Linked DNA regions of Mus musculus: region 2 is linked to region 1. A link is a loop called in an ENCODE intact Hi-C map of the cell type or tissue named here. Cell type or tissue: heart. All regions are shown on one strand. Each heading gives the region's core, and the rest is flanking DNA. Links, peaks and the distances in the headings are about the cores only. Region 1 overlaps Kif1a (kinesin family member 1A). Region 2 overlaps Kif1a (kinesin family member 1A).

Region 1 (15,070 bases), core at 4,231-9,230:
GATTGAGAGAATGTTGCATAGGGTGACCTTCGGGCAAAGGGACAGAGAGACTAACAAGAGGCTCAGAATGTCCCTGATATCCTTCCAGAAGCCCAAGGATCGAATGATTAAGATAAAGACCCCAGGAAACAACAACCAGGCCGTGTTCTGATCCCCTGAATGTGTCAAAGAGTCACTTGTAGGAGGGGCATCTGAAGTGGGGAATGCCAGGGCTATGCTCCCTCAGCATAGCTACTCTGTGCTGAAGAAGACACTACCCACCACATGTCCTGTTCCCAGTGTGGACCCCATCTTTCCAGGGATAGTGAGAGACCCTGCCCTGCTAGTCTGTACCAGGGGCTCATAAACACCACTGTAACCTTCCACCCCTGGCCCAACTACAGTTAACGTGCTAGGTGGAACCTGCTCCCCCAGACCACGCTACACACTCACTTTCTCTGTGGTGATGTTGGTCTCTGCATCATGGCGCTTCTGGGTAAAGATGATGTTGAAGACTGCGTGAGAACGGCTGCTGGTCTCATTCATGTTTGTGGCCGCCACAGTCCTGGGAGCAGGAAGCTGCTTGAGGTTATCTGCCCCTTACCCCGGGTCAGGTCTGAGCATTACCAGAGGTACCAGGGTGCTCACCCAGGTCACTGGAACTCACTCTCCAACCTGGGTGTGACCACACTGCCTGCCAGAACTCAAGCCCAACTCCCACCTGTTTGTCAATTATGCTGTCATGCATATTGGGGGAAATGGTGTCTCAGATGCCTCCTGCTACTGAGAATCAATATCACCCAACTGGACAGAAATCCTCACAGGCGTTGATGTGGGGACACCCCTTGGAAGGGGAAAGTGTCCATCACCCATCTCAATGTTCCTCCAGTGACTCTGGGGAACCCAAAGAGCATACCATGTCCCCAGTAGCCAAAGCCCACAGGAGGTAATAGGGACCATATAAGTGGCTCTTCAGGGTAAAAAGTCCGAGGCTGCCTGAGATGGGTGGGGGGATTGGTCTCAACACTGCCCCAACCTGCCAAGAACCTCATAGAATCTCCCAAGTTGGGGTTCATGGCAACAGCTCAGAACCTATCTCTGGTATGCAAAGGTCACAGTCTTACATGTACTACGGAGCTTTATTATAAACAAGTCTGAGGGGCTGTTAGGGGTAGTTTGGGACACACATGCACACACCCTCAGGAGCTGAAGGCAGCCACCTGAGCGATCTGGGGCTACCAATATGTGTCAGTAAGACCATCATGGCGACCAGTGTCCCAGGCTAAAAAAAGGGGGTAGATTGCTTATGGTCACCATGATGACCCTCACAGTTTCTAGACCTAGGCTTGACAGAAAAGCTGCCCTTGGGCACAAAGACTACCTCGGAGCTATTGATATTGCTGTCAGAGTCCTGTTGCTGAGGTAACAGAGCCACACAGCCCATATGCTCAGCCCAGGAGCAGCCCTCATGCAGGAGGAAACCAAGGCCTCTCTCAAGCTGATATGTGTCCTCAGTGGCCTGCCACATGAGGTCCTTTATCCTCTTGGGAGCCACCACACTGACTTATCATGAGGTGAGGCTAGTAGTGCTATAAGGACAGGGCAAGAGGGGAGAGTGTGGCTAAGGAGAACAAGTCACCCCACATACCTGGCCTTGTTCCCTGAGTCCATGAGGTCCTGGATGTCATTGTAGGAGGTTACAGCCAGCTTGGAGAGGTCCTCCACATAAGGCCCCAGCAGAGGGTGCTCCCTCACACGCAGGTTGCCTTTGTTCTTGGGGTTCAGGAGGTCACGGACTCGCTCACAGTAAATCTCCATGTAGCTGACCTGCAGAGCAACATCATCAGAACCCCAAGTGAGGCTGGGCTGTACCATCAGGACCCCCAAAGTGAGGCTGAGATGTACCATCAGGACTCCCAAAGTGAGGCTAGGCTGCACCATCAGAGCTCTGTGGCAGGGTTCTATGGCAGAATAGAGGATTGATTTCTGGGTAGGACATACAGGAAATCCAGACTGTGGGCTCTGTATGAGTGTGAGTGTCAGCCTTCTCCAGATGTCCAGTTCTCTCTCCATGTAACTGACCTACAGGACCAAGCTACACCCTCAGGGACTCCAAGGTAGGACAGTGGTTCCCAGAGGGGTAGTGTACACAAAGGACACTCAGCCAGGGTCAGCCTACTTTTATCTGCCCAGTCCTCTCCCACTGAGAGCCATCTTGACACTAGCCACATAGCATAAGCCCTTGTGGTTGGTTACCCTGGGGCTACCTCAGCCACAGGATAGCCCAGGCTTTGTGGCTCTGTAGTGTCTGCTCCTGTACTGAAAGGAATAAGTAGCTATACCACAAACACCTGCCAGGGGTCAACTTCCCATCACCCCTGAGCCCTGAGCTACCAATTCCCACGTGGGGATGAGGACAGTCATCGTGTGGATGAGTGACAGGAATAGATGCTCATTTTAGGTCAGAAAAGCAATGCCAACCACACTTCGAACTCCCATGATCTACACTCAGAGTCAGATGGCAGGTAGGGCGTCATACCTCCACAGAGTAGGACATGTTGTCGTTGGTGGTGTCGTTGATTCGAGAGAAGAGGTCTTCGCAGAGCTTCAGAGATGGAGGAAAACACATTAGCTGATGAGGGCTGCTGACCTTGTACCCAGGCAGGGTGCTGTTTTACCAGACCCCCGTGGTCCCTCCAAAATGCACATTCTAATGTAAAGGCCTGAACCAAGCAAGCATCCAGTCTTCTTACTCTAGTGCCCTGGTTAGTATCTACCCTTCCTTAGATTATCTGTTTGCCTGTCCTCATCTGCATAGAGGGTGGGGCCACCGCTCCTCTGAGCATTCCTCCTTCTCTGACTAGGACAAGTGCTGCCCAGACCCTGAGATCTCCTACCAGGAGGAGAAAAGGGCTGGGAACGGTCAAACTTTGAGTGGCTTCTGAGGAGCCATCTGTATCCTAAGAATGTGGTCACACCTTAGGCCACCAGTCACCTGACTCCAGTCATCACAGCTCCCACAGAGACCATCTATCCTGCCAGTGCCTTATGTTGTGTATATGCCACCACTGAGTACCTTCAAAGACTGGCCTCCTGCAACCCATCCCAAGCCATTTTCCCTCCCTCCTATCCTACCCTTCCTCCTCTCAGGCCACCTCCCACTCCTTTCCAGGCCCCAGCCATGCCTGTGGAATGATGCCTTGCTGGTCCTTCTCCTGTTTCCCCATCATGGTGTAGGACTTGCCGGCCCCCGTCTGCCCATAGGCAAAGATGCACACATTGTAGCCCTCAAAGGCATGCTGTAGCATCTCTTCCCCAATGTCCCTGTAGACCTGCTTCTGAGAGGCATAGTTGATGTCCTCCGGCTGCAGAGAGAAGAGATGTAGCTTAGGAGGGTATGGGCTCTGAAACTGCACCTGAGTCCTCAGAGCCCAAGTTGGGACAGGGCCTTGAGGTGAAAAGCTGTGCTATGGTACATACTAATCCTGACAGGGGTAGCTTCCCGAGGGGTTCTCTGAGTCACAAATTCGAGACAGGGGGTAGCTGAGGAGTGGGGGAGGGGCAGGACAAAGAGATCACAGCAGAGTGAGGAGTATATTGGAAGACTCCCAGGTAAGAACTCAACCCAGCCGGTTCATGTGACAGTGGTGGGTTTAGCAATAACTTGAATTAAAAGGAGGCAGGGCTCAGGGGCTGAGAGACCTTTGGGATGACCTGTGGCATCAGGACATTATCCCGAGGGCAGAGGACTCCCCAGGCAGAGAAACAGCATGGTCGAGCCAAAGGGCGTAACTGTGAGGAAGGACTGAGCAGGGAACAGTACTGGGGAATTCTGGGACCACATTCAGAGAGACAAAGACCAGGGAGATTGAGGGAATGGACTGCATGTTTCCAGAAGGATCCAGGGAGAGGTGGAAGGAACATGGGCAGGGCTTGATGTGGACTGGATGTGGGGGCTGGGGAGGGAAGGGCCCAAAGTCCACATCTCTCAGCATTTGGGGATGCTGGAGCTTACAGGCGGGGCTCAGCTTTGGGATTTCTGAGTTTGGAAAGAGGAGAAGACACAGTGGAAGGTCACAGCTGTGCACATAAGGATCTGATCCTTATAGGTTGGTGATCAACTCAGAGTGACCCTTCAGGTGATTAGGGCAGAGTCTTCATCCCATTTATAGGGGAACATGCAGCTTAAGGAGGTCTCGAGACCAAGGCTGGTTTAGTTTTCACAACACCAGCCTGCCTCTCCCCAGATGCAGCTCACCGAGGTATGTGACCAGTAGGAGTAATCAAAGCTGAAGCTCTTGGGTGTCTCCTTGGGCTGTTTGGGGTTGACAATAGCTGCAAGGGACACAGATAATAAAGCTGGTTAGTTCTATGCAGTGAAACCTCAACTATCCAGACTACACCCTAATCCTCAGAGGGTCCCAGGCAAGACAGACCCCCAAACTAGGTGGGACCAGAGACCCACTTGCAGTCACACAGGAGTCTTTGCCCCTCTCATTGGGATGGACTCACAGATGCCAGAGGGTTCTACCAGGCCACACCTGTTTCCTGGTGACAGTCATACTGCAGGCCCCTGCTCCCCTAGGTCAGGGTTCTATAGCCTACTGGTCTACCTGACCTGCTTGGCACACTTGTATCTCCAAAACAGTTAAAGTCTAGGGCACCCTGTGACATTCCAAGTCCTATCTCTTGCAGGCACTCTAATGCCTGCACAGCTCATATGGGCATCTGTGGGGGACATGTGCACTATCCTACTGTGGATCTTGTCCTCCATGTAATCCCAAATTCCCTGCCCTGGTCCCATCCTCACTCCTGGACAAGCCTGAGCTTGTCCCCATCCTCCCTGACTCTTATGGAGTCCTGATATTGGAGTCATCATCATCGTACCCCACATCGACCCTAAGCTCCCTGAAGTGAGGCCCACCCAGGACATTGGAAGGGTGTAAGCTCAGAGGAGATGGGGTAGCAGGCAATCTTCATTTCAAGCTATAAGAGAATCCACTGTGGGGCCCACCTGGCATAGAACTCTGGGCTTGGGCCCTGTTTGCTCCTGTTCCCAACAACCTGTCTCCTCAATCTTGCAAATGGGGCCTAAGCTCCTGAGAGGGAAAGAGACTCCGCACAGTTCACATAGCCCAGAGGGCCTGGATTCCCAGAGTGCACCAGTCCTACCACAGCCCCCAGGCCAACCTGCAGAGGCCTGTTTGTGCCAACAACCCCTCCCCCAACAGTCCGTTTCTCATAGAAGCGGAGCCCATTAGGCCAGAAAGCAATGGGCTGTCCTGTGGAACCAGGAGGGTGTTGAAATGGGGCCATGCAGGCCTGGAAGCCAGTCCCCTGGATCAGCTCATTAAAGACTCCATCCCTTCAACCCCTTACCAGGGCTGGGCCCCTGGGAGCCAGGCTCTTTCAAGAGAAGCTGCACAATACAAGGTCTGTGGGGCCTGCACAGGGGTGGCCACCCAGTGGGAAAGACAAAGGTGGGGGTGGGGCAGTGTGCAGAGTGGCAGGGAGAAAGAAATTAATTGGGCACTTTTCTCGGAATCAGAATGTCCCCCTGCAGCCAGGGACACAGCAGAGAGAAGGTTGTGTGTGCTGAGCAGATCCAGTTGCCTTCAGACCCCAGAGGTTTCTCTGTGTGGCTAGAGGGTTCAGAAGTGACCTGGATTGGGACCGTAGGGAATACCAAGCATCAAGTACTCCTTCGCATAGGTCGGGAAACTGAGGCCTAAAGAGATGACCCACTAAGGTCAGTCCCAAGTAAGCCAAGTGTACAGTGGAGTCCCTTCCTCCCTGGCTCTTTATCCTTGGCTCTTCTGGGATTCAGTTCAGGGCACATCCTGGGATGACTCTTTAAAGTGGCCCAGGGATCCATCATCAGCCTGCCTTGAGTCCCTGCAGAGGGACATGACTGACCCAGAGCCCACATCATCTCCGTGACCTCTGTGTATAAAGTATGGCTTAAGGAGAGATAAACACAAGAGGTGTAGCCTGTCCCGTTGTATAGTGAGGATACACAGCGTAAATAAAGCCCATGAACTCCACTGACTGGCCCAGGCTGGCTGTGTCAGCGACAGACAGACAGATGTACTGAGGACGTGACTGCTAGTTCTGGAAGGTTCAGGCAAAGAACACTATTCACCCAGATGACAATTACAGAATAACAAAAGGTGCCTGGGGCACTCATACTGGTCCCAAAGTCCTCCTCCTCCCTCCATAGGCCCAGTGGTCACCCAAAGAGGCAGAAACAGATACATCTGAGACCCTCAACTCCAGCAGCTGCCTGTGAACTAAGAAACAATAGAGCACCGCGTGAGTCCTGTCATCACCTGACCCCCTGAGGGCGGACCACGTAGGTCACTGTTGGTGCCAACCATCGGGTACAATTTGTACCAGCAGAAGCTTGTGGAAGGCAGTGGGCAGAACCCACATGAGTCCCAGGCTCACATGACCACCAAGCCCAGACAGCCCTGAACAGAGGTGATGACCAGTTCTTATCCTAAGACTTAAGCTTTTTTAGGTGGATTGTCATCAGCAAAGTCCACTCAAACACTGGGCCATTTGCAGAGGACCTCCAAAGTGAGAGCAGCCAACCTGGGGAGTCAGAAGCAAGGCTAACAGCTCCCCTAGTGGAGGAATGGAGGGACTGCCAAGGCAGATGGTCCTGCTGAGTTCTGTCCTCAGTCTGGGTGTGGTTGTCAGATTTGGAAAATCCAGGGAGCCTCCCACTGTGATCTGCCCACCTCTCTGTCTGTCAGTCACATCTCATTAAGAAAGCAGACAAGCGCTTCAGAGACTTCAGTCAAATCCTGCTGCTTATGGAACTTTTGGGGGCAGGTCTATGTCCCCAGCTTTATGCAAGGGCTGTCCCCTGGTTTATTGCTTCATAATCCCCAAGATTAGACCACACCTCCCACTTGTCACAGTCTGACATGACCAAATGAGAACCATAACAAAGAACAAAGTGGCGAGCTGGAACCCAAAGGCTATAATCAAAGTTAAATAGTGTTGGCTTCCACCCCCATCCTACCCCCCAATTCATATTTCTAAAACCTTAGGGTGTGGTCTTATCTGGAAACCGCATCTTTTTTTCTTTGACAAGCCCTCACTATGGTACCCAAGTACCAAGTATCAGATGAGACTCCCGCCTCAGCCTCCTGAGTAGCTGAGACTGCAGGCTTGAAAACGAGATTATAAAGACCGTGATTAAAGTGGGGGCATACTGAATTAACTTGTGCCTTATATCCTTGTAAAGAGGCCACCTGAGGACACAGCGATACATCCAGGCATGGTGGCATGTGTCTGCATCTCAGGCCAACCTGGAATTACAATATATGAAACTGACATAATAGTTCAAGGACAGCCTGGGCTACAGTGTGGACATTAATCCAGCTTAAGATACAGTCTGAGGATCCATCTCAAACAACCAGAACACAGGGACACAGAGAGCGGGGAGGCCACATGTGACAATGTAGGCAGAAGTGAGAGCAATGTGGCCACAAGCCCAGGCAGGGGACAACCTCCAGGGGCTTGGAGAGGCAGCAGGCGTGGTCCCCTGAATGGAGGGGAAGCACCCTGCCCACGCCTGGATTTTGAATGTCTGGCTTCCGGAACCTGAGAACAAATTTCTGTTTTGACAATCCCTCATCTGTGGTAGAGTCATGGTGAGCCCTGGGACCCCCATACACCATGTGGGTGAGGAAGGCTCGGGACTCTCGGACCTAGACTAGGTTGGCTCTTGGGTCTGGCTAGTAGGCATGGTCCTATGTTGTGATCAGCAGTTGATGGTGTAGCCATGACAACCAGTACTTACTGGTGGTGCTTCCAGACATCTGAATGATGCACTTGGAGTCTCGGCTCATTTCCCGGGAGTTGAAGGGGCGGACACGCACCGCCACCTTCACAGAGGCCCCGGCCATTTCTGTGGAGTTGGTTGGTAGTTCAGCAGCTGCAGTTGCCCCAGAGAGGACAGAGTCACCTGTTGCAGGGAAAGAGAAACACAAATTAGGAGCAATGTTCAAAGAGGCTGTCAAAGGATGCCTGGCTGTGCCCTTCTCCACTCCCTTCAATCCCCTCCCCCCCAGTGACCACGTGGTGACCAACCAACAGGACCCAGAACTGGGAGCAGGTAGCTACAGGTGAGAAAAGCACTAATTTTTAACAGCACAAATCTAAGCTGAGTGTAAGGGGTCCAACAGCACCAGAAGAAGAAGGTGACCCTCTGGTGAAGAAAACTGTCTCCCCTCTCCCAGAAGCTGTCATTTGAAAATGGCTTCTGGGTTACGAGTTGGATTCTGTGCCCACTTCCCTTTCTCAATGCTGGGATTTTGTCTTGGTTAAATTTGTGTGGATTTTGAGCATGGGTAACACTGGGTATATCAACCACACAGGAGGGCCGGCTGCACACTCAGGAATAGTCGGCCAATACAAAACAGACGGTGTTGTTGTTGTTTGTTTTTGTTTACTTGTGTGTGTGTTTCTTGTTTGTTTTAATTTAATTTTATCTTTTTATTTATTCAGTTTACATCCTTCTCACTGTCCCCCTCCCTGTCATCCCCTCCCACCACCCTTCCCTTTTCCCCCTGAGCAGGTGGGGGACTCCCTGGACATTCCCCCTACCCTGTGTTGGTTTCTTAAGAGAAAGGATATGAAGTTGGGTGGGTAGAAATAGGGGGAGAACTGGGAGGAGCTGGGGAAGGAGAAAGAATACAACCCAAATATACTGTATAGAACATTTTAAACTGAATTTTAAAAAAAGAAGAAAGTGGGGGTCCATGCACCTACAGGGTTCCTCAGGCAGAGGTTAGAAACCGACAGGCCTCAGTCTGAACTTGGTCCTGCCTTTCTCTGCTGTGATTCACCCTGGACTGAGGGTGAGTCTGGTGTGGACAGGGTAGGGTTGAAGCCAATGACCCCATACATAAGCTGGAACTGCAGCTTGATGGACCTCAGTAAGCAGCTCTTTCAGAGGCTGCAGGAGAGCGGCAGATCTCCCTACCACTGTGGTAGACAAATCCACCGAGAAGGAAAACTGCTGGGAGCTGGACTTGAGCTCACTCCTCATGCCAGGCCCTGTAGCCAGCCCCAGGCACAGTGCCAGCCACTCTGATAGCACCTTCTCCAAGACTATGCGTGGGCACCCAAGAAGGGCAGGCGGACCATGTCTCCTTGTGTTGACATCCTAGCTAGGGAGGAAGGTGGACACAGGCGAGCCCGTGAAGCCCTGGGACATCAGTCCTAGGCCACATGTATGCCACAGCACACCCTGTGCCCTTCAAGGTGGTATCCTGTGACCGAATAACCCCAGGCCCAGAAAGAGGAAATCATTAGAGAGGAAGAGAATGTCTATGAGAACAGATGACGTCATAAGCTTTTCATTCCCCTCAAACTCAGTTGCACAGATGCTCGATTCCTGTGACCCAGATACTCCAACAGGATTTTCAGTGAAATCTGGCAAGATAAGATTTTTGGGAAAAAAAAAAAAAAAAAAAAAAAAAAAAAAAACGAGGACAAAGAATGGGCCGCACCCCACCCCCAGCCATCACACACACCATAAAGCTGTGCTCATTTAAAGGCTGGCTGCGGATCTGTTCTAGTTTTATTTCTGTGGCTGTGCTAAAACAGACCAAAAGCAGCACTGGGGAGGGAAGAATTTATTGTCTGATGCTTTCAGGCCTCCATCCATCATTGAGGGAAGGCAGGGTGAGAACCTGAAGCAGCAACCATGCAGAATGCTGTTTGTTGGCTTGGGTCACCTGCAGGTTCATGGTCAGCTAGCTTTCCTATAAAGTCCATGGCTACCTGCCTAGGGGTAGTGTGGCTCACAATGGGCTGGTCCTTCCTGTGTCAAACAGTAATCAAGACAGTTCCCCACAGACATGCCCATGGGCAACCTGATTCCCCAATCCAGGTTTTCCTCTCAGATGACTCTAGGCCAGTGGTTTTCAATCTGTGGGTCGTGACTCCATTGGGAGTCTAACGACCTTATCACAGGGGTCACTCAAAGCCATTAGAAAACACAGATGTTTACACTGCAATTCATTAACTATAGCAAAATTACCGTTATGAAGTAGCAACAAAAATAATTTTATGGTTGGGGTCACCACAACATGAAGAACTGTATTAAAGGGTCGCAGCATTAGGAAGGTTGAGAACCACTGGTCTAGGCTGTGCCAACCTGACAGTTAAAGCTGACACCCAAATAAGGGGTGTTCTGTGTAGAAAGAGCAGGTCCATGGACTGACTTCCCCTCCCCCCCCCCTCTCTCTCTCTCTCTCACACACACACACACACACACACACACACACACAAGCAATGTTTTACAAGATCAGTTCAGGGGACTGAATAGCAGTTAAGAGTACTGGCTGCTCTATCAGAGAACCCAGGTTTGAGTCCCAGAACTCACACAGCAGCTTCCAATCATTTGTTGCTCTAATGTCCTTTACTGGACTTCATGGGATGAGCACTGCACACATGTGGTACACAGACACACATGCAGACAAAACACTTGCATACATGCAGTGAAAAATAAATTAAGGTTAGTATGGACGATTGGCTATGCCACATTTAACCATAAGCTGGAACTTTCCTTTAGAAGCACAAACACACAAGGCTGTTCCACTCGAACAAAATGCTCCGTCAGGAAGTTGGCATTCCTGCCCCAGCAGGTGGGTATCTGGTGCAGATAAAATGTTCAAATCTTCAGCAAGTTACTGAAGCAATGGGAGGAACAGGATTCTAGGACAGGGGCTTACAGGGGCCGGCTGCAGGGCAGAAAACACTGATCAGTGCTGGCTGCTGGCCCATTTGCATTCTGGACGCGGTGGTAAGAGGCTGAAAGACTGGAGTCTTTCCAGACAGAGAGCTGTTGCTGAGTGACAGAAAAGCCTGCAGTGCTGTGGTTGAGAAACAATCAGGAAGCCAAGATCTCAGAGGACATGGAATGACAAGGTGGACACACAGGCACCTCTACCCGGAAAACATCCGGCAAGTCCTGAACCCAAGGTGTAGAATGTAAGAGCTCAACCCAAGAGCATCTGAAAGTCAAAGACTTCCACGGGGTTAGGCAAGCGCTGCAGACTACAGGGGCCGTGGAAGCCAGCCTTGGAGGCCCACAGATATACAGCAGAGCCCAGCAGACAAGGCCCCATCAGTGAGAACTGCAACTACCTGGCCTCAACTGATCTGAGACTGAAGCTTCTAGAAGAGATGAACCATCTGCAGTGGGCCACAGCAATGTTAGGGTGTGGATGCCATCTCAGTAACATAAGCCCTCATATCAAAAGTCACAAGGCTTGTGGCTGGAGAGATGGCTCAGCAGTTTAAACAGCTTGCTGCACTCACAGAGGACCTGGATTCAGTTCCCAACACCCACCCAGTATCTCAAAGTCATAGGTAATTCCAGTTCCAGAGGTTCTAATGCCTTCTTCTGGTATCCTCCAAGGGTTCCAGGCAAGCCTATGGTGCCCACATATATAGATATGCAGGCAAAATACTTATACACATAAAATAAAAAATAAATCAATATTTTTAAGAGTCTGGAAATGTCATTACAATAAAAAGTCGCAGGGCATAAAGGGATATGAAGAAGAAAACCAAGATTTCAAAAGAAGGGAAAAACCTGTACATCGTACCACTATACAGACCTAGGAATTATCAACATAGACTTTAAGATAATCGTGACCAGCATATTTAAATCATACAGTAAAGGAGACAGGATGTCAATGAGGGGAAGAATTTCATCAAAAAATTAGTTTTCTGTTTGAAGTTCAAAAAACTGTCTATGTGCACAAGTGTTTTGCCTGTGCCCATAAGGCCAGAAGAGGGCATCAGATCCCCTCAACCTGGAGTATGAGTCATCACATGGGCGCTATGAACGAAACCTGGATTCTCTGTGAGAGCAAACAAGTGCTCTAGCTTCGGATCCGTGGCTCCAGCCCCAGTTTGGAAACTATAAAGAATCACAAGGAAATTCTCAAACTGAAAAAAAAATGCGATGAATAAAATGGACAGGTGAAGACACTAGACAGAGCCGTAAATGAACAGAGCAAGCAACAACGTGGAAGTCAGTGGGAAGTGTGCAGTGGGAATCCAAAAGCTAAAGAGGTCAGAGGTCAGGTGGGGTGGGAGGCTTAGCCTGAATGTCCCTCTCAGGTTTGTGTATTGAGACCCCAAACTCCAAAGTATGGGAGTGCCTGGAAAGTACTTGAGTCAGGAGAGTGAGGCCTCTATGGTGGCCTGGCTCACTTACAAAGGAGGCCAGAGAGAGAACCCAGTTTCCATCCCCCATATGAGGACATAGCAAGAAGTGCCAGAAAACAGGCCTGCCTCAGACAATAAGCACACCTCAGCAAGGCCTTCCAGACTCCAGAACTGCAGCCCAGAGACAACAGACAAGCAATGCTTAGCACAGCCATGAGTCTTGGAAGCTGCCGCCGACAGAGCCACTCGCGGATGCCTGCTCTGTCGCGTGGCTGTTCCTGGTTGCTCTCACTGTACAGCAGCCAAAAGACTCCCATTTGCCTAGCCTTGCCTTTGCATTCTATACTTTGAGGTCTTTTCTAAAAGCTCCTTGCTGATTGTAATGTGGAGGAACACTCCTCCTATGTCATCAGGATAGTTACATGACAGATCTTCCATATAAGCACTTAACCTGTTGGAGCTATTTGTACTGAGTGAGAGATGGGGTCTATCTTCATTCTTCTGCACCGGACAGCCAATTGTCTAAGCACCCACCACTTATGAAAGACTGTCCTTTCCCTGTGTGTGTATTCTTTTTGGTTTTCTTTTTGTTTGCTTGTTTGTTAGCATGTTTCTTTGGTTAATTGGTTGGTTGGATTAGTTGTTTGTTTGGTAGGTTGATTAGTTGATTGGTTGGTTGTTTGGTTGGTTGCTTGGTTGGTTGGTTGGTTATTTGTTCAGTAGGTAGGTTGATTGGTTGGTTGGTTGGTTGGTTGCTTGGTTGGTTGGTTGGTTATTTGTTCAGTAGGTAGGTTGATTGGTTGGTTGGTTGGTTGGTTGGTTGGTTGGTTGGTTATTTGTTCAGTAGGTAGGTTGATTGGTTGGTTGTTTGGTTGGTTGGTTTGATGTTGGCTGGTTTAATTTTGGGTTGTTTGTTTTTATTTATTTTGAGATAGGGTCTCTCTAGATAGCCCTAGCAGCCCTGGAACTCACTATGTAGACAAGGCTGTCTTCAAACCCACAGAGATCTGCTTGTCTCTGTCTCCCAAGTGCTGGGATTAAAGACGTGTACCCCCCATTCTCAGCCCAGTGTGTGGTTGTCCTTACACCCTTGTCCAAAGCAGTTGGCTGCAGACACAGGGCTCACTTCTAGCTCTGCATCCTGTTCCGTTTGCTTGTGCATCTGGGTATATGTTGCTGTCATGCGGTTTGGATCACAACAGATATGAAGTACACTTTGAACTAAGGTATTATAATCCCTCCTGCTTTGTCCTTTTTGCTCAAGATAGTCTTGAATATTTGGGGTTTACTTTGGTTCCATGTAAATAAGCACTATTTTTTTCTTTGAAGAATATCATTGGTGCATTGATTTTGTTTGTTTTTGAGGCAGGGTCTCTTGTAACCCTTGCTGGCCCCAAACTTGCTAAGTAGCTGAAGATGACCTTGAACAGTATCTTAAACCTCTTGCTTCCACCTCCCAAATACTGGGACTGCCAGCATCTACAACCACTCCAATTGTCAATGGCATTTAGATGGGGATTACAATGGATCTAAATTTTTTCAGAAGTTATGAATATTTTAACAGAATGCCTTCCACCAGTGTTTTGTAATTTCCGTGGTAGAACTGTCCCCAGCATTGCATTGTACAGTGATGAGGATGGAGAAGCCGCTCTGTGGTTGAGAGCACCTGCTGCTCTCACAGAGGCTCAGTTCCCAGCAGCACACTTTGCCCTTCAGAGCCATCCATAACTCCAATTCCAGAGAATCCGGTGCCCTCTTCTGACCTCTGCGAGCAAATAATATCATTTGACTGTGGTATATTATCTTCCTAGTGCTTGGAAGAAAAATTGGAGTTATGGGTGGCTGTAAAGCATCGCGTTGTGCTGGGAAGTGAACCTCTGCAAGAACAGCATGAGCTCTCAACCGCCGAGCAGACGCATTTTACATCGCCAGCACTTTACAGGGTAATGTTGGGGAAACTTTCTACCATGGTTTGGCTTGCTGAGTATTTTGTTGAAGATGTTGACTTCTATGTTCATCAAGGACTTTTATTTCCTTTTCTAAGGGTTTATTTTCTCTTGATGGTGGTTTTCTTCCCTTTGATGGGCACTGGTTGGTTGCTCTGTAGCTCTGTGCTCACTCCTGTTTGGCATCCTCATGGAAAGCCCAGCTCTCATCTTTAGGTCTGGCTCACTTTCGTTTCCAATGAAATTTCAGGGTAGAGAGCATGAATGAGTGAATGCTAAAACCAGGACATTGAAATAAACAAAGCACAAAGGGTAAACGCTTTAATCGTCTCCTCACACAATGCTTAAAACAGAGAGAACTGACAGGGTAAGCCCATTATTTTTGCTAAAGGAAGATAGTGTTTAAAAAAAAAAAAAACCTACACAGGTAAAATAATTGAGTCAGGAAGTAAAAACTGGTGACTTTTCTAAATAAATCTGGTACATGTTAACTTAAAAAGCATTATTTTTAGCCTGGAGAAGCAAAGTTAGGTGGATCTCTATGAGTTCAAGGCTGGCCTGGTCTACATAATGAGCTCCAGAACAGCCAGGGCTACACAGAGAAACCCTGTCTTAAAAAAATCAAACTAGCTGTCATTACACACACACACACACACACACACACACACACACACACACACACACACACACACACACCTGTAATCCCAGCCCTTAGGAAGCTGATGTAGGAGGTTTGGAGCCTGAGCCACATTCTCCAAGCACACAATAACAAAAGACTCATGTTTGGTTGTCAAATGTGTGTGTGTGTGTGTGTGTGTGTGTGTGTGTGTGTGTGTGTGTAGACAAGAGTAAGTTTTCTCACTAAAATGGACATTTCTCAGTAGAGAGAACAGTAGAGGTGACAGCTACCTCTGGCCCACATTACGGAGCATCTAGAAATCCAG
Region 2 (15,070 bases), core at 5,763-10,762, 66 kb before region 1:
AGGTGCTGGGTGCACAGGCTGCCTGTGCCCTGACCCAGCGCTGCTGGGCCTGGGAGCTCAGCGAACTACACTTACTACAGAGCCTCATGGCTGCACACTGCAGCTCAACCCTGCGTACATCCGTGCTGCAGGGCATGCTCGTGGAGGGTGCCTGCACCTTCTTCTTCCATCTGAGCCTCCTCCACCTGCAGCACAGCCTTCTTGTCTACAGGGTGCCTGCCCTGGCCCTGCTGGTCACTCTCATGGCCTACACAGGTAAACTTGCTCCCCTCTCTGCTAGATCTAGCAGGACCCCAGCAACGCTGGCCAAGGGGCCCACAAGTCCTTGGACACGAGGATAGCTACTTCTTAGGCCCCCTCACAGGAGGATAGGGGCTGGAAGGCTAGACCTGGGGTTGTGTGTAGGGGATTCCTGTACCACATATCTGTCCCCAATTCCTAGCAGTTGGAGCAACTTCAAAACTCGGTCCTAGATGTGCTCTGAAGGTTCCCGAGCCCACCAACACCCCATGGCAAGTCTTATGTTGTTCTTTCTTCTCGGGTCCTTCCACCCTCCTCACTCAGTCCCGAAACAGCAGCAGCCTCTCATGCCGGTGATTTCTGCCCTGAACCGGCTGTCATCTTGACTGTGTTCTTTTAGGTGCTTCTCTGGGCCCAGGTCAGGCTGACTCAAGGCCCACACTCTGATTTTGCTTCCCAGGTCTCATTAGCCCACATTGAGGGAGGCATCCCAGGACATGATGATCCCAGGACAGGGAGCACTGTAGGCTATCAGCTAGCTGCTCCTCAGAGCCATGAATGCCATAGATGGTGCATTAGGCAAGAGCAAAAGTTTCTCAAGGCTTGTTCCAAGAGGCCAAGAGCCCAGAAAGCAGAAACAGCACAAGTCGATGCTGAGCCGACCCAGTGCAAGACTTGGTGACCCCGTACTAGCAAGACCTTGGGAAGGACCTCCAGCACCCTGCTGTGACAGGATAAACTGGGGCCAGCTATGCAGAGAACACAGGAGGGTGATGGTTTCCAGCAACCTGAACAGGAGCAGCTGTATTCTACCCTAAGGGCCAGGGTTCCGAACTCCCTCGGTCGAGCTGCCTGTGCCAGGCACCCAGGTCTAGGTCTATACACCACTTGCTTTCCCTGAGGCCCAGGCTTCCTTCTGCCTGCCCAGTGCCATTGCCCAGCTTCCTGGCATGGCCTGAAAGATAGTAGCTGGCTCAGCTGCTCCCCTCAACCCGCTTCTCTTCTGTGGCTACTTAGCCGTCGACTCCTCTACAGTTTTCCCAAGATCTGCAAGTGACATCTCTGTCACCGTCACTGGTTTTAGCTCCCTGCCCCTCCTCCTTCACAATCTTGCCCTCTACCCCTCTCCCTGCCTTCTTTCCTTATTTATTTTGTGTCTCCCCTCTCTGGCTCTCCTTCCTTGGTGTGTCTCCATTTCCCTCCTCCTCCCCCCCCCCCCCACTTTCTTGCCCGTATCTTTTGCCATCTCTCCCCACATCCCTCTGGACCACCTCCCAGAAGGCAGAGGTAAAATATCAAAGCAGGAGTCTCAGGGTGAGGTGTGGACTTGTGTGTCAGACATTCCTGGTGAGACCCTAGTCCCAGTTCCTCTCCTGTGACCTTTGGCCTTGATGGAACCAGCCTTATTTCTTTGTGACCACTCGCATACAACAAGGAGGGCTGTTGTCCCCAAGTCCCCAGTCCCGTGTCTAGCACCGTGGTCTCGGGGGGGGGGTTCCCTGGCCTGACCGTCCAGGCCACTTCAGGCAGAGCTAGCTCATGAGAACTACTTGCTTCTGTCCACAGCAGGGCCCTACACATCTGCCTTCTTCAATCCTGCCCTGGCTGCCTCTGTCACATTCCACTGCCCTGGGAACACCTTGCTGGAGTATGCCCACGTGTACTGCCTGGGTCCTGTCGCAGGTAAGCAGCGGGAGCAAGGCTGGCCTGGGTAGTGTCCCTGAGCAGGGGGCAGACACAGACACCCAGGAGACTGCTGGTTACAGATTCACAATATGGCCATCTTTCCTAGCTCTCTGGGGTCTTGGTGGGGGTGGGTGGGGTGGGGTGAAGCAACAAGGGTTTCTGATCTGTCCTCTTAATCTCTGCAGTGTGGACAGTTGGAGGAAGTGACTAAGATGGGTGTGTCTCCACCTGGACCCTCACAGAAGGGGGGTAGTGTTAGGTGGAGAGTGGGGTAGGGAGACTTGAACCCTCCAAGGGCCCTTCCTGGGAAGAAGGGACAGGCGGCAGTAGGTTCCCTTATATCTGGGCTTCCCTTCCCAGTGTATCTTCACACACCCAGTTAAAGCTGCCTTGCAGAGTGCTGGTACCATAGAACCTCTGGCACACACAGGTCTTGCTTGGATGACCCTATGCCCTTTGGGGCTGCAGACCTGGGTGGTTCAGGGCCTGCAGCTCCTAACAGATCTGCCCTGGGACTCTTTGAAGCACAGAGGGGATCCCCCTCCAGTCACCCAAGGTTTGAATGACAAATAGCAGTGAAGTCCCTGGGCTGGAGTAAGCCAGAGAAAGCCACCAACTGTCTAGCTACAGGATCTGGACAATTCTGGGGGATTGGCAGTTCTGACCTAGGTAGAGGCCACTCCTCCCTGGCACTGGGCCCAGGCACTAGAATTCACCCCCACTGACCGTGACTTTACCAGATAGCTGAGGTCCACTGGAACCTTGGGAGCTTTCCACTCCTTCCAGGGCCACACTTGGCCAGAAACCAGGACAGAGCTGCAACCCGAGGGGAACGGAGAGGGAAGCCCCAGCTCTCTCCACCAACACAAGCTTGGAATGATGACTGAGATGGTCTTGCAACCTGTAACCCCGGTTCTTGGAATTCGAGAGGAAAGATAAGCCCCTCTCTCTGCCCACATGCCCTACTCCCAGGGGCCACTCTTCTGTCGGCTGCTTCCTATTTATCCCTTTGCCCCAAGTACAGACTGCAGGCTCCTCTGAGATTTTTCAGCTTCAATTGATTGATTTGTGTGTAAGTGTATGTGCATGTGTGTACATGCATTCACATATGTGAGTATGTGTGTAGGTACACATGCATGTGGAAGCTGGAGGTCGACTCTGGGTGTCTTCCTCAGGCACTATTCAGCTTTGTTGTTGTTGTTTTTGTTGTTGTTGCTGCTGCTGCTGTTGTTGGAGAGAGAGCTCTCAGGCTAGGCAAGGTTGGCTGGCCAGCAAGCCCCAGAGAACCTGTTGCCTCTTCCTCCCAAGTGCTGGGATTACAATTATATGTCACTGTGCTTTGATTTTGTGGGGGTAGTCGTAGCTTGGAGACAGGGTCTTTCCTTATAGCTCTGGCTGTCCTAGAACTCTTTATGTAGACCATGCTGGCCTCGAACTCACAGAGGTCAGTTTGTCGGGCTTTTTATACGTAGGTGCCAGAGATCAAGCTCAGGTCCTCACACTTAGGAGACAAGCATCTTACGGGCTGAGCCTTCTCTCCAACCCTAATGTTTCAGTTTTTGGCCTAACTTTGTGTAGGCTGCCCCCATGCTCACCCCTCTGATGTGGGGTTTACTTCTGACCTGGTCAGCCTGCACTTGTGACCCTTCTTCTGCCTGGTGTGACAGAATGACAGGCAATGATGGCAGGCATGTACCACCACACCTGGCTCCAGGAACCTTGGTCATCTGGAAATCGCCAAGGCAAAAAACAAGTTTACGGAGCTTTGAGTTTACAAGCTATGAGGAGCTGGGGAGGTGGCTCTGTGTTGAAAACTGCTTCTGTCACCCATGTGTGAGGAACTGAAATCAAATCACCGGGGGCAGGGGTGGGGGGTGGGGGTGGGGGTGGGAGAGAGAGAGAGAGAGAGAGAGAGAGAGAGAGAGAGAGAGAGAGAATGAGAATCATCATTAAGAACAAGGCTTTTGCGGGGCAGTGGTGGCACACACCTTTAATCCCAGCACTTGGGAGGCAGAGGCAGGCGGATTCTGAGTTCGAGGCCAGCCTGGTCTACAGAGTGAGTTCCAGGACAGCCAGGACTACACAGAGAAACCCTGTCTCGAAAAACCAACCCCCCAAGCCCCCCCCCCAAAAAAAGAACAAGGCTTTTGTGAGGCAGCGCCCTCTGCTGGGGAAGAACTGCAAGCTCATGTGTGGTGCTTGGGAGCCCCTGAGCAGGTGCCCTCTCTGCCTCTAGACCCAGAATACCACATCTGCTTCAGCCAGTGGCCAAGGCCAGCAGTGGAGTGGGGGCAAGTCAGGCCATGGCCAGGGAGCTTTTTCTGGAGCACAGTGGCTGCTAGGAACTGAAGCAGGTCACATGGGTGGGACCAAGGGAGTTCCATGTAGGGAACACTACAGCATGTGCTTAGACCGTCAGCAGAAGAACATCATATCTCTCTTTCCCTGGCCACCTTATCCCTGTAAGGACCTGGAGGCCAGGTGGGGACTTAGAATATCAGAGAAACAAATGTAGATTGGGCCAGCTCCCCTCTCCTTGGTCCTTCCCAACCCTGGTCTAACCCCGATCTTCTTCCCGTCTTAGTCAGGGTTTTCATTCCTGTGATGAAACACCATGACCAAAGCAACTTGGGAGGAAAGGGTTATTTGGCTCACACTCCCACATCAAAGGAAGTCAGGACAGGAACTCATACAGGGCAGGAACCTGGAGGTAGGAGCTGAGGCAGAGGTATGCTGCTTACTGGCTTGCTCTTCATTGACTAGCTCAGCCTCCTTTCTTATAGAACCCAGGACCACCAGCCCAGGGATGACATCATTCACAGTGGGCTGGGCCCTGGGCCCTCCCCCATTGATCAGTAATTAAGAAAATGCTCCATAGCCAGATTTTTATGAAGATATTTTTTAAATTGAGGTTCCCTCCTATAGTTATCCAGCACATTACCCCCGCCCCCTCCCCCCCCCCCCCCCCGCCAACCTCCAGTCACTGAAAGCAGCCCCGCCCATAGTGTCACACACTGAAGTAACCTGAGAGACTGCAGTATAGAACTGGAAAATGGCATGGGGCATTTCTGTGTGACATCCTGAGTCCTGGATCCCCAGAGCATAATCTAGAAACACGTTATCCTCCCGTGGCTGCTCTCTGGGCTATAGGCAGCTTATTCCCAACGCTAAGGGGTAGGTCCAGGGAGAGGTGCAGCCAGAAAGAGCCAGACCCGCACTCAGGTAGGAGCCTGCAGGGACCTGGGTGACAGTTTACGTTCAGGCTGCTCTGCGACCTGACCCCATCTCTTGCAGGGATGATCCTGGCTGTCCTCCTCCATCAGGGCCACCTTCCCCGCCTTTTCCAGAGAAATCTGTTCTACCGGCAGAAAAGCAAATACCGAACTCCCAGGGGGAAGCTGTCCCCAGGTTCTGTGGACGCCAAGATGCACAAAGGGGAGTAGTGGCAAAGGGCCGTGCCCTACAGGTGCCAGGGCAGCAGCCACTGGGGTCCAGCTGCGCTGTCTCACTCACCGCAGCTTCACTCGCCTCCTGAGAGGTCTGGTCTCCCTGCCACAAAATCATTTGCCAATAAACCACTGTTAAGATCCGCCTGTCTCCCTTGCCTGCAGGAAGCTTCTGGAAGGACAGGTGTGGGTGAGTCCTTTTCCCCTACTGCACATCCCGTTTACAGAGTGATAATAAAAAGCAAGGCCACAAAGACTGGCAAAAAGCCCAGGTCGTGATAACCTGGCCTGGATATCCCTGGGAGCCCACAGTCAAAAGAGGCCTGAGATTTTCTGGGAACCCCAAGGATCAGGCACTGCTATTTATTAAATCTCCTTCCCTTAGGACAATGGCTATTTAGCCCCTAAAGTTAGGCCAAACCTTATCCCAGGAGTCCCTGGGCCAGTTGTCTCTGTGGTAGGATAGGACTAGAGGACAAAGCAAGGAGGCAGTTTGGGTTTCTTGGATACTGGTGAGGTCACACTGAGGAGAAGGAAGATCCTTCACCTTCTCCAACGGCCTCTTTGCCTACCCATCCTAGCAGAGCTGCCTGTCTGAAACCCCTAGCCTTTTCCCCCTGGGTTGGTGTGACTAACCTGGGAATGGGTGATGGGCACTGGAGGGGACTGGAGAGCCAGCTCTGTCTGGCCTTTGGCTTTGGGAGCACAGAAGTGGTACTCCTGCATGGGGCAGTTTGCCTACAATGGATGGGGATATGGGCTGTGGCCTGCTAGCATCATGCAGGGCTTTGTAGATGCATCAGGGCTGGGGGTGGTATCTTAGTTGCTACATCAGAAGCAGAGCTGGCATCCGGAGAGCAAGACAGCTCCTCATAGCAGTCCAGGCTCCTCATGGCCTGCATGGATGGCTGGAACAAGAATCCTGCTGTGATCTAAGTGTTGGGGTCACAGTCCTTTTACGTGATGCAGCAGAACGTGGGCCAGACGTGCAGAGCGAGGAGATAACACTTTGACGTGTAGGATGGCTGTACTGGGTGACATACAGGGAGAGCATAAGAGCCACGTGTGCTGTGGTGGTGACAGGATAGCTTGGAACCATTCTAGAAGCCGTGTGAGTGCCTTATGTACATGCTTGTACACATGTACACACACACACACACACACACACACACACACACACACGACATGGGGTGGGGGTGGTATCCGCACACAATTCTCAGTCAGGTGCATGGATGTTCGACTCGCTGTTGTTTCTAAGACTATTGAAAATAGATCGCTTTCACTGCGGTGTGTCTTTGAAGTGACCTGGGAATGTGGAGGAGTATCTAAAATGCTGTAGATGAAGATATGTCAACAAAATAAAATGCATCTTTTTTTTTTTTTTTTTTGGTGGAAAGTAAATCTGTTTCTAGCAAAAACAAAACACAACACTTGTTGGCCAGAGCAGTTTCACTTCCTCCCTCCCTCCCCTCTTCTGAAGATCTGTTTGGAAAAGGCAGAGAAACACCGATTTGCTCTGCAGGGAGAAAGAGGTGGGTAAGGGGGGCAGGGCAGAGAGGCAGCCTGGGGGAGTCTGGAGGGAGCAGTGTGGCCATGAGCAATACACCTGGCTGCCTTTTTTGTTGTTGTTGTTGTTAAGTTTATTTAATGTACACGAGTACACTGTTGCTCCCTTCAGACACATCAGAAAAGGGTATTGGATCCCATTATAGATGCTTGTGAGCCACCATGTGGTTGCTGGGAATTGAACTCAGAACCTCTGGAAGAGCAGCCAGTGCTGAGCCATCTCTCCAGCCCCCACCTGGCTGTCTTTGAGGACTGTCCAATCCTGCAGCCTCCCACAGAACTGTGAAATTAGGATGCTGGTATCTGAGCTTGGGAAATGGCTGTGATGGTCTTCAGGTGCTCAGCCTGTGTGGTTCTCTATCCACACAGTGGGAGCCATCCAGCAGGGCCTCTCCCCCCTAGGTGCTGAGATGGAGCTTTCAACATCTGACGGACCAGGAGGAGGGACACAGCCTCCCTGTTTAGTGTTTTGATTTTTTGTTTGTTTGTTTGTGGTTTTCCATGAATCTGCCCTTGCCCTAAGATGACTCCAGACCCTGGCCAGCCCTAATCTATGAAAACACCCCTTAATCTTGAACCAGGTGACTTCAAAGCTAGCCCTGCTTGGTGTGGAATGACCAAGTCACAATGTAGCTCTCCAGACCTTGAGTGTCCCAGGGCCATGTTGCATCTCTGGGAATTTGGACCCTAGCTTTGGAGCACCTGGGAGGGATTTTAGCAAGATCCTCATCACTTTGGGACACTCACAGGCTGGCCAAGCCAACTGAACTCAGAGTTAGAAGATAACACAGTGACCTATCTACAGTTCAGAAGTGGAAGCAAGGGTAGCCCCTGCCCTCTGATCCTTCTTGGTCTCCACTGACCACAAGCCTCAAGCCTACCAGATCTGAGACCCAATAACACCCACAGCAGCAAGAGACTGATGCAGCCCCAGCTGCTGCCTAGTGCAGTACCATCTGCAGCCAGAGGGTGGCACCACAGGAGACTCCAGAGCACAGCTCTGCTCTCTCAGGGCCCCAAGCAATCCAGCAGTGACCTTTGGAGGTAACCAGCTATCACTTGCAGCCCACATAGATCCCATCTTCCACAACAAATAGAAGCTAAATGAACTGTCTTCTCTCTCAAAGGGTTAAAGACAAAAATCCATTTTAAAAAAATATAAAGAATCCACTTGGCAGGCAGAATCCAAACTCCTACAGGATCAGCACTTCTTGAAAACAAAGCATACGTATACTCAAGTTTTATTTCTGCCCAGAAACTGTGCGGCTCTGTATTAGCCAATCACCTACGAGTGTGAGCTTGTAGACCACTGGGCTCTTGACTTGTTGATAGACTTTGGGTTGTGTATCCATTTTCTTGAAACCCAAGACTCAGTATAGACCCATGAACCACTAAGGCCCCGGGAGAGCCTCATATTAGTGCCTTAGGAAGTTCTGAGACCCTGAGGCCTGTACACACCCTGTGGGCCAGAGATTCTGAGGGACCACACCCCAAAAGGCCGCTGGGGGAAGGAGCTGCTGAGTAGCAGCTTGCTTAGAGCTAGGTACATACAGGTAGGGATACCTGGAATAGGTTGGATCTGAGGGAAGCAGGTGGCCTCAGAGATAGCACCATCTGGCACTTCTCAAAGCTCTCTCACTATCTGCCTCTCGGATCTCTAAGAAGTCACCTCCCTCCCCACCAGGGAGCCAGTACCATCTCTGGTTGGATACAGGCCCCTGTGAGCATTTTTTCAGCTGCAGCCAACAGACAGAGACATAATGGATGTGTGTTGCATGAGAGCCACATTTATTTCTTAATTGGACAGAGCCCTAAGTGCACACAAACAGTACAGGAGCCTACAGCTAACACTCGGGTGTAAACAGCAGGATACTAGTCATTACGTCAGGTGGTTATGACACAGGGGCCAGGGGGAGCCCACAGCAACCACATATGTACAGGTCAGGGAAACAGCCTCTGAGTTGCAGGGGCCCCTCGGTATAGACAAACCACAGGAGGTCCAGGCTCAAGGAGAGACTCAGGTCAGCCATATCTGTCCATCCTGAGGGACTGCATGGCTCCGGTCCCAGGGATAAAGGAATGTGTCTTATGAAGTCCCCATGCTGAGTGGAGCAGAGAACCATCTTAGTCTTGTTCACATCTGTAACATCAGCCACATTCAGTAATCCCATGATAGCCAGGGGTCTCCAGGTACCAGGAGAGAGGAGGAGAATCATTTAGTACATTTGTGTGTGTGTGTGTGTGTGTGTGTGTGTGTGTGTGTGTGTGTTGAATAAGGTGCTGGCATGATTGCTTGGGACAAGAGGCATTAGAAGTGTTATCCAGGCATAAGCAGGGTCTCACAGGAACCCAACACAGCACGGCCCCGCCCCACCCCGGATGCAGAAACAACTCCCCTTCTCCAGGAAAGTTGATGATTATCCCAAACTAAGTTGAGGTCACAGCCTGAGCAACATTAAGTATCAAAACCAAAACGTCTGTGGAGGTGGGTTTCTAGATTCATCTCACTTTCTGCACCAAGCAGGAAACGGGCCTCAGCTAGGTTATCCCTAGTCCTCATGTCATCCCTCCACGTCACAGCTGTTGGACAAATGACCTTCAGCTGGCATAATACAGGTAATTTTGGGCAAGGGGGTGGGGCATGAAGAAATCAGGTTTCCTGAGCTGTGGACAGATTTCTTGGTCCATCAGTTCTGGTTACTAGGTTCTGACTCAGGACCCCCACAAAAGCCGAGAGCCCATCTTGGTTCGTAGACAATGCCAGGACAGCCAGTATGGCATGGCCCCTGAATGGGGGTGGGGTGGGCACTAGAGCTCCCAACCTTTCTATAACCCGACCCAGGCACAGGTGCTCTGGAGGTTGGCTGGCCTCAGACACCCACCTCCTGGGTGGAGCTGGACTCTTGCAAGGCCTCAGCTTCAGGCTGGTTGACCTGAGCGAGTGTGGCAAGCCATGACTGCCTTTCTGCCTGCTGGGGGCTGTGTGGCCCTTGGGAACCAAGAAATTGAAGCAACCCGCTCCTTCCCTCCTGGTCATGAGCACCAGAGTGAGCTTCTTAACACAGGTGTCTTCTCCCCACTTTGTATCTCAACCTCCTGCCTCCACAGTCCACCGCGGACAGCTCAGGTCACCTGGTTTCTAGTTTAATCTTGCTCTGGGATGGGCACCTTGATTTGGATTCTTGGGAATGAGTCTTATTCTATACTTCATGGAGAGGGTTCCCTGGCACTTGATGCTAATGACTATTAGCTCAAGTCCTGGGGATGAGGGTGGCCATGCATGAGGGTGGCTACCCATATGGCACCTGACCCCAGTGATGGGTGAATTCTCAGTTTCCACTGGACTCACACTGGCTGGCGGGTGCACACACTACTTTCAGCATGAGCCCTGCCACTACCCTGAATCTTGATGCCTGGACAAAGAGCAGGACCTTTGATAACTATGCCAAGGGACCTTGAAGCCAGAACCTTCTATGACCTTCCAGACAGTAGGGATGCTGTGAACATTGGTCACAAGAGTATCCAGGTCATGTCAGTGCCATGTGGACACAGTCTGAGCTGATGGGGAGCTTAGATCCATCAGCTGATCCAGAAGGGGGAGGGGCTGACCAAGGTGGAGAGAGATTCCTGGAATAGCTGGATGCTGAGTGTAACTGCTCCTGATGGGTCCTGGGGACTTGAGGTTTGGTTTCTGGCTTTCCAAATGGACCAGTGGTATGAAAAGTCCCCAGGTACAGAAGGTACAGAAGAGTCCCTTTACCAAGACCACCACGAGGTCACCCTCCTGTGCTCTCTTGCTGAGATTTACAGGAGCGCCACCCCTGGGCAGACTGGGATCACTGATCACGGAACTTCCCAGAGCTACATATCCATTCCTCTGCTCATTGACACCCAAGGCTACAGTCAGAGGCCCCACTCTGAACACCCATGGCCTCTGTCACCCACAGCCGTGTGTAAACGCAGCCGCCTACCCAACAGCCTGGACACAGCTCAGCTGGAGCCAGTCTGCCTAGCGAGGTTGGATCATACCCCTCACCTGATCCTCCTCGCTCTGAGATGAAACTGCTCACACCACCTTTATTGCTCCATTTTGGGAACTGTTCCCTCAGAAGGGTGACTTCTGAATTGTCTAAGTCTCAGAACTTGCACAACCTCTCACACACGTACCATGCAAGGTGCATCTCAGACAAAACTGGCCAGGACGGAGTTTCCCTGTGCCAGGCTGTGAGGAGCCATGGTTTGTTCACGTCCCTCCCTCCCTCTGCCCCTTGCAGGCTGGAGATACAGGTGGGAACCAACAGGGCCAGGCTGAAGGGGGGATAGGAGAAGGTAGCTCCACATGAACCTTACAGCCCTACCTGGAGGCATTAGAAATAAATACTTATAAACAGAACACAGTCTTATAGTTAATGTCTCAGAGGACTGTTTCAACGCCACTAACTAATGTATATTAATTATAAGTCTGTCTATGCTTAAAAAAATATTAGAACAGCGGCAATACCCTGGGTCTCGGGCCCTCTGACCTTCCTGGCATTCCGAACTTCCCACCAGAGCAATTTTGGAAGAAACCACAACACGCACAACCTCTGGGGGGAGCACAATTCGTCATGTGGTATAGGCCTCCCTCCAGAGGTAGGGTTGCTGGGCCCAGCACAGGTGTCCCCTGGTGGTGGGTAGGGGGGAAGGGCTGAGTGGCAGATGACAGAACAGATGGTAAGGACAGGGGAGTGGTCTGGGCCACTGGAAGTCCGGAAGGCTTTCAACTCAGACCCGCATCTGCGCAGATCTCCTTCGAGAGAGCTTGGACCTGCAAGGGTGGAGGGGCGAAGGGGAGAACCTGTAGTCAGAGCCAGGAGTTGACCCCCAAGTCTGCCAGCAGCCAGAGGCTGCTCAGCAGTCCTCCAGACAACACATCAGATCCCCAGGTCTTCCTTAATCCCCGTAGGCTCATAGAGACTTGATATCGAATATGCCCGTGCTTTTGGGTGGCACCTCAGCTCCCCCATGGCTCTTCATCAAGCCTGTGACATGGAAGGGGAGGAATCCCTCCACAGGAGCCTGGGTCTATCCATTAGAGCCTGCATTCAGCTGACTTACTGCATGAGCATCAACGACTTACAAACAGGTACCAGCATGCTCAAGAAAGCCCCAGTCCCAAGAACACGAAGCCCTGTGAGCTCCAGCCCCCTGGAGGAATGACATCTGCTAGGTTTCCATATGGCATTTCCTTTTTTGCCCATCTCCCTGCCCAGCCCGTACCGGATGGTCCCAGCCAGGAGCGGGTTGAAGGCATACAGCCAGTCGTGCATGTCCTTGTCACTGTTGGCCTGCAGCAGGATGCCTCGGTGCTCCGTGCACACAGCGAATGTGTTGGGTGTCTGTAGAGGGAAGCTGCTGGTGAGAAGGCATCGTGGTAACATGGCCATTGCCACCACCAAAAAAGAACACTTTCAGAAACCCTGGAAATGAGTCTGATCTCTGTGGGTCACATCACTGCCTGGGACCCTGGATGAAGTGCCCTTTTCTCCTTTTTGTTTGTTTGGGTTTTTTTTTTCTTTAATTATTATTTATATGAGTACTCTGTGGCTTTTACAGATGGTTGTGAGCCACCGTGTGGTTGCTGGGAATTGAACTCAGGGCCTCTGGAAGAGTAGTTGGTGCTCTTAACCACTGAGCCATCTCTCCAGCCCGGAGTGCCCTTTTCACCTGTGCCCTCTGTGCTAGGTGTGCATAGCAACTAGGTTCATATAACTCTCTCTGCACACAGGGAATAAAACACAATGGGTACTGCAGCCTCCTTCCACATGGCCTGGAGAACCTTCCCTTCAATGGCGAGCTGGAAGGAGCTGGCTCCTGCTTGCAGAGGACCATGAGTCAGTCAGTCAGTGCCTTGGGCAAGACAGCTTGTAGGGGCTGTGAGGTTCTGCCAACCTCAGATGGGACCTAGCTGTTGTTAGTGATGTGGATGACAGCAATACTTTCCATCACCAAGAGCTGTTACTAGGAGCCTTGCTGAGCCCGAGACAGGAACAGGTCAGGGGCTATGCCCTAACAGGGAACAGGGAACACCTCTCCTGGAGAACTAAGTGCATCCGAGCTGGGCCCTGGCCGCACCTTGAGCATGGCCTGCTGGTCCTCGCTGTACTCCACCTGCGCAGTGGAGAGGTTGAGCACAAATCTCTCCACCGTGTCCTTGTCACTGTTGTACATGTAGGCGTAGGGACGCCTCACCACCACAAAGCGCTTGGCCCAGCCAGCCGTGTGTGGCTCCAGGAAATGCAGGTATCCCTTCTTGGAGACGATTGGGCTGTGAGGCGGAGACACATCTGTTGACTCGAGAAGTTGGGGTGACAGAGCCAACACAGGGGCTCATACTCTACTGCCCTACACTAGGGTCCTCAGGAAGGAAGACCAGGTATGGGGAGAGGGTGGCTGACAGATCTTGCTTTGGGATGTCCAAGAACAGAACCACCATCTCACATCTGGGACAAGTCCCCAATTTTCAGTGGGGAAATTCAAGAGGAAAAAAGCTAAAGCCCCAGAGTCCAGAGTCCACTAGGTCCCCATCTCTCCCCCACTCACCTCCCCATCTCTGTCCTACTCACTTGCTCTCCACTTTCCAATTGTTACCACGAGGGCCACAGGACCCTGCCTACCTCGTACAGAGGTGAGCGATCCCCTGACACCAAGCTGGGCCCTGCACATGGGCCAGGGCTGGTTCCCTATTTCTAGAATGCTTCTGATTCTAGGAAAGACCTTGCATACCTGACTCGGATCTCTTGGATGTCAGGGACCAGCAGTCGCTGGGGCTCCTTCTCTGTCTCTGTTGCCCGAACAGGGGAGGGAGTCTTCTTAGAGTCAAGTTCTGGCAGGAGCTCGGGCTCTGGGCTGGCGGGCCGGGAGCAGGGCTGGGGGGTCCTGGAAATAGAAGGTGACTGCCTTCTGCCAGGGTTCCTCAAGGGACTGGTGTTCCCTGGTAATTCCCTCCTCACAGCTGCTAGGGGAGAGCTCAGGGACTTTCTGTCTCTGTCCAAAAGGAGGAGATCCTGGGTCTCACAGAGTCCGCCTCCATCCAGGGCTGCTGGAGTAAATGAGAACTCCAAAGCCAGCAGCTTGTGGTACAGCCAGGGCTGGCTCTGCATTGCTGGGGAGATACCACTCCCTCCTCTAGGACGATCCCCAGCCTCTGCCTGTATTAAAGCCCACACACTGAGTATTTTAGGAGCCCTGTCCCTAAAAAGGGAGTGTTTCGGTTCTCGTCTTTCTGGGGTTATTCACTAATACATCTTTTATTTGTGCTAGCTGAGAAAGAGAGGGCATGGTACAGCTGTGTGAGCTAGCTGGACAGGGGGGCCTCCAAGAAGACCAGCACATTCTTCTGCCATGCCCTACCTTTCCCTAAGTCCCATGTTGTGCCCACAGTCCCCTGAACCCGTTTTCTCCATCCCTGAGTCCCAGAAACTATCACCAATTGGCTTTAAGGTGCTAGAAGCTCTCCGAGTAGGACAGAGCTCACTCACCTCACGTCAGTGGCACCGTATCGTCCTTCGATCAGAGAGGGGCAAGTGGAGGAGGGAGTGAGTGTAGCAGCACCCAGAGGGGACATGGATGGGTCCCGCATCAGGGTGACAGACATCTCAGAGAGCTACAGGAGACAGAAAGTCTTTCTCAGCTGGGTCTCTGGGCCTTCGGGACGATGGGGTTTCTCCTCACACACTCCTACACAACTGTGCCTATTCCTACCAGGATCAGACTGCCCTGACCCAGGTGGACTCCCCCTTCAGATGCTATACAGTGTATGAGCTTCTGGAGCAGGTAGGAGCCTGCAGGATAAGGGGTCCAGGAAAACAGATTGCGTTAAGGAGATGGGAAGAGAACAAGAGACACTTAGGGCCTGGGTAACACTGTGTGGTCTGGGCTAGGCTGGGTCAAGACCTCACTCATACCCCAGCCTCCTCAGATTCCAGCCCTTGTTTATGAGGTATCTCACTGGGCCTTGCCCTTGACTATTGGCAACGGGGGTCCTCACCTACCTTGCTCTCGCTGGCGCTGATACAGACGTGGCTGTGGGTGTATTCCCTGTTGAATGTGTGCATGAGGAGTCGTAAGCACTGCAGAGAACACAAGGTCAT

What was found. A loop is a pair of places that touch in the nucleus more often than their neighbours do. Peaks named below come from ENCODE experiments on the same cell type or tissue, not always from the same donor. Only the 100,000 strongest peaks of a DNase experiment are listed, where the experiment ranks them.
Region 2: a loop joins it to region 1, with 3 times the contacts of the local background. A loop is called at or near these places in 11 of 42 quality-filtered maps.

The regions. Positions count from the first base shown.
Region 1 is chr1:93,074,524-93,089,593 of GRCm38, forward strand. Kif1a (kinesin family member 1A) reads right to left here. Exons shown (of 49, transcript NM_001368847.1): 2 at 7,793-7,957; 3 at 4,238-4,314; 4 at 3,165-3,344; 5 at 2,519-2,584; 6 at 1,628-1,806; 7 at 433-544. The coding sequence starts at 7,898. Among named protein-coding and RNA genes, the nearest start is that of Kif1a, 20 kb to the right of the region's middle. In heart, for the core only: a CTCF peak has its summit at 6,610; no DNase peak of the experiment used is centred there; H3K27ac peaks cover 500 bases.
Region 2 is chr1:93,006,755-93,021,824 of GRCm38, forward strand. Kif1a (kinesin family member 1A) reads right to left here. Exons shown (of 49, transcript NM_001368847.1): 44 at 14,972-15,049; 45 at 14,459-14,583; 46 at 13,704-13,856; 47 at 13,053-13,245; 48 at 12,198-12,316; 49 at 8,701-11,745. The coding sequence ends at 11,703. Aqp12 (aquaporin 12) reads left to right here. Exons shown (of 3, transcript NM_177587.2): 1 at 1-255; 2 at 1,807-1,923; 3 at 5,221-5,515. The coding sequence ends at 5,369. Among named protein-coding and RNA genes, the nearest start is that of Aqp12, 8.0 kb to the left of the region's middle. In heart, for the core only: a CTCF peak has its summit at 7,898 (motif pointing right); a DNase peak (open chromatin) is centred at 7,887; H3K27me3 peaks cover 419 bases.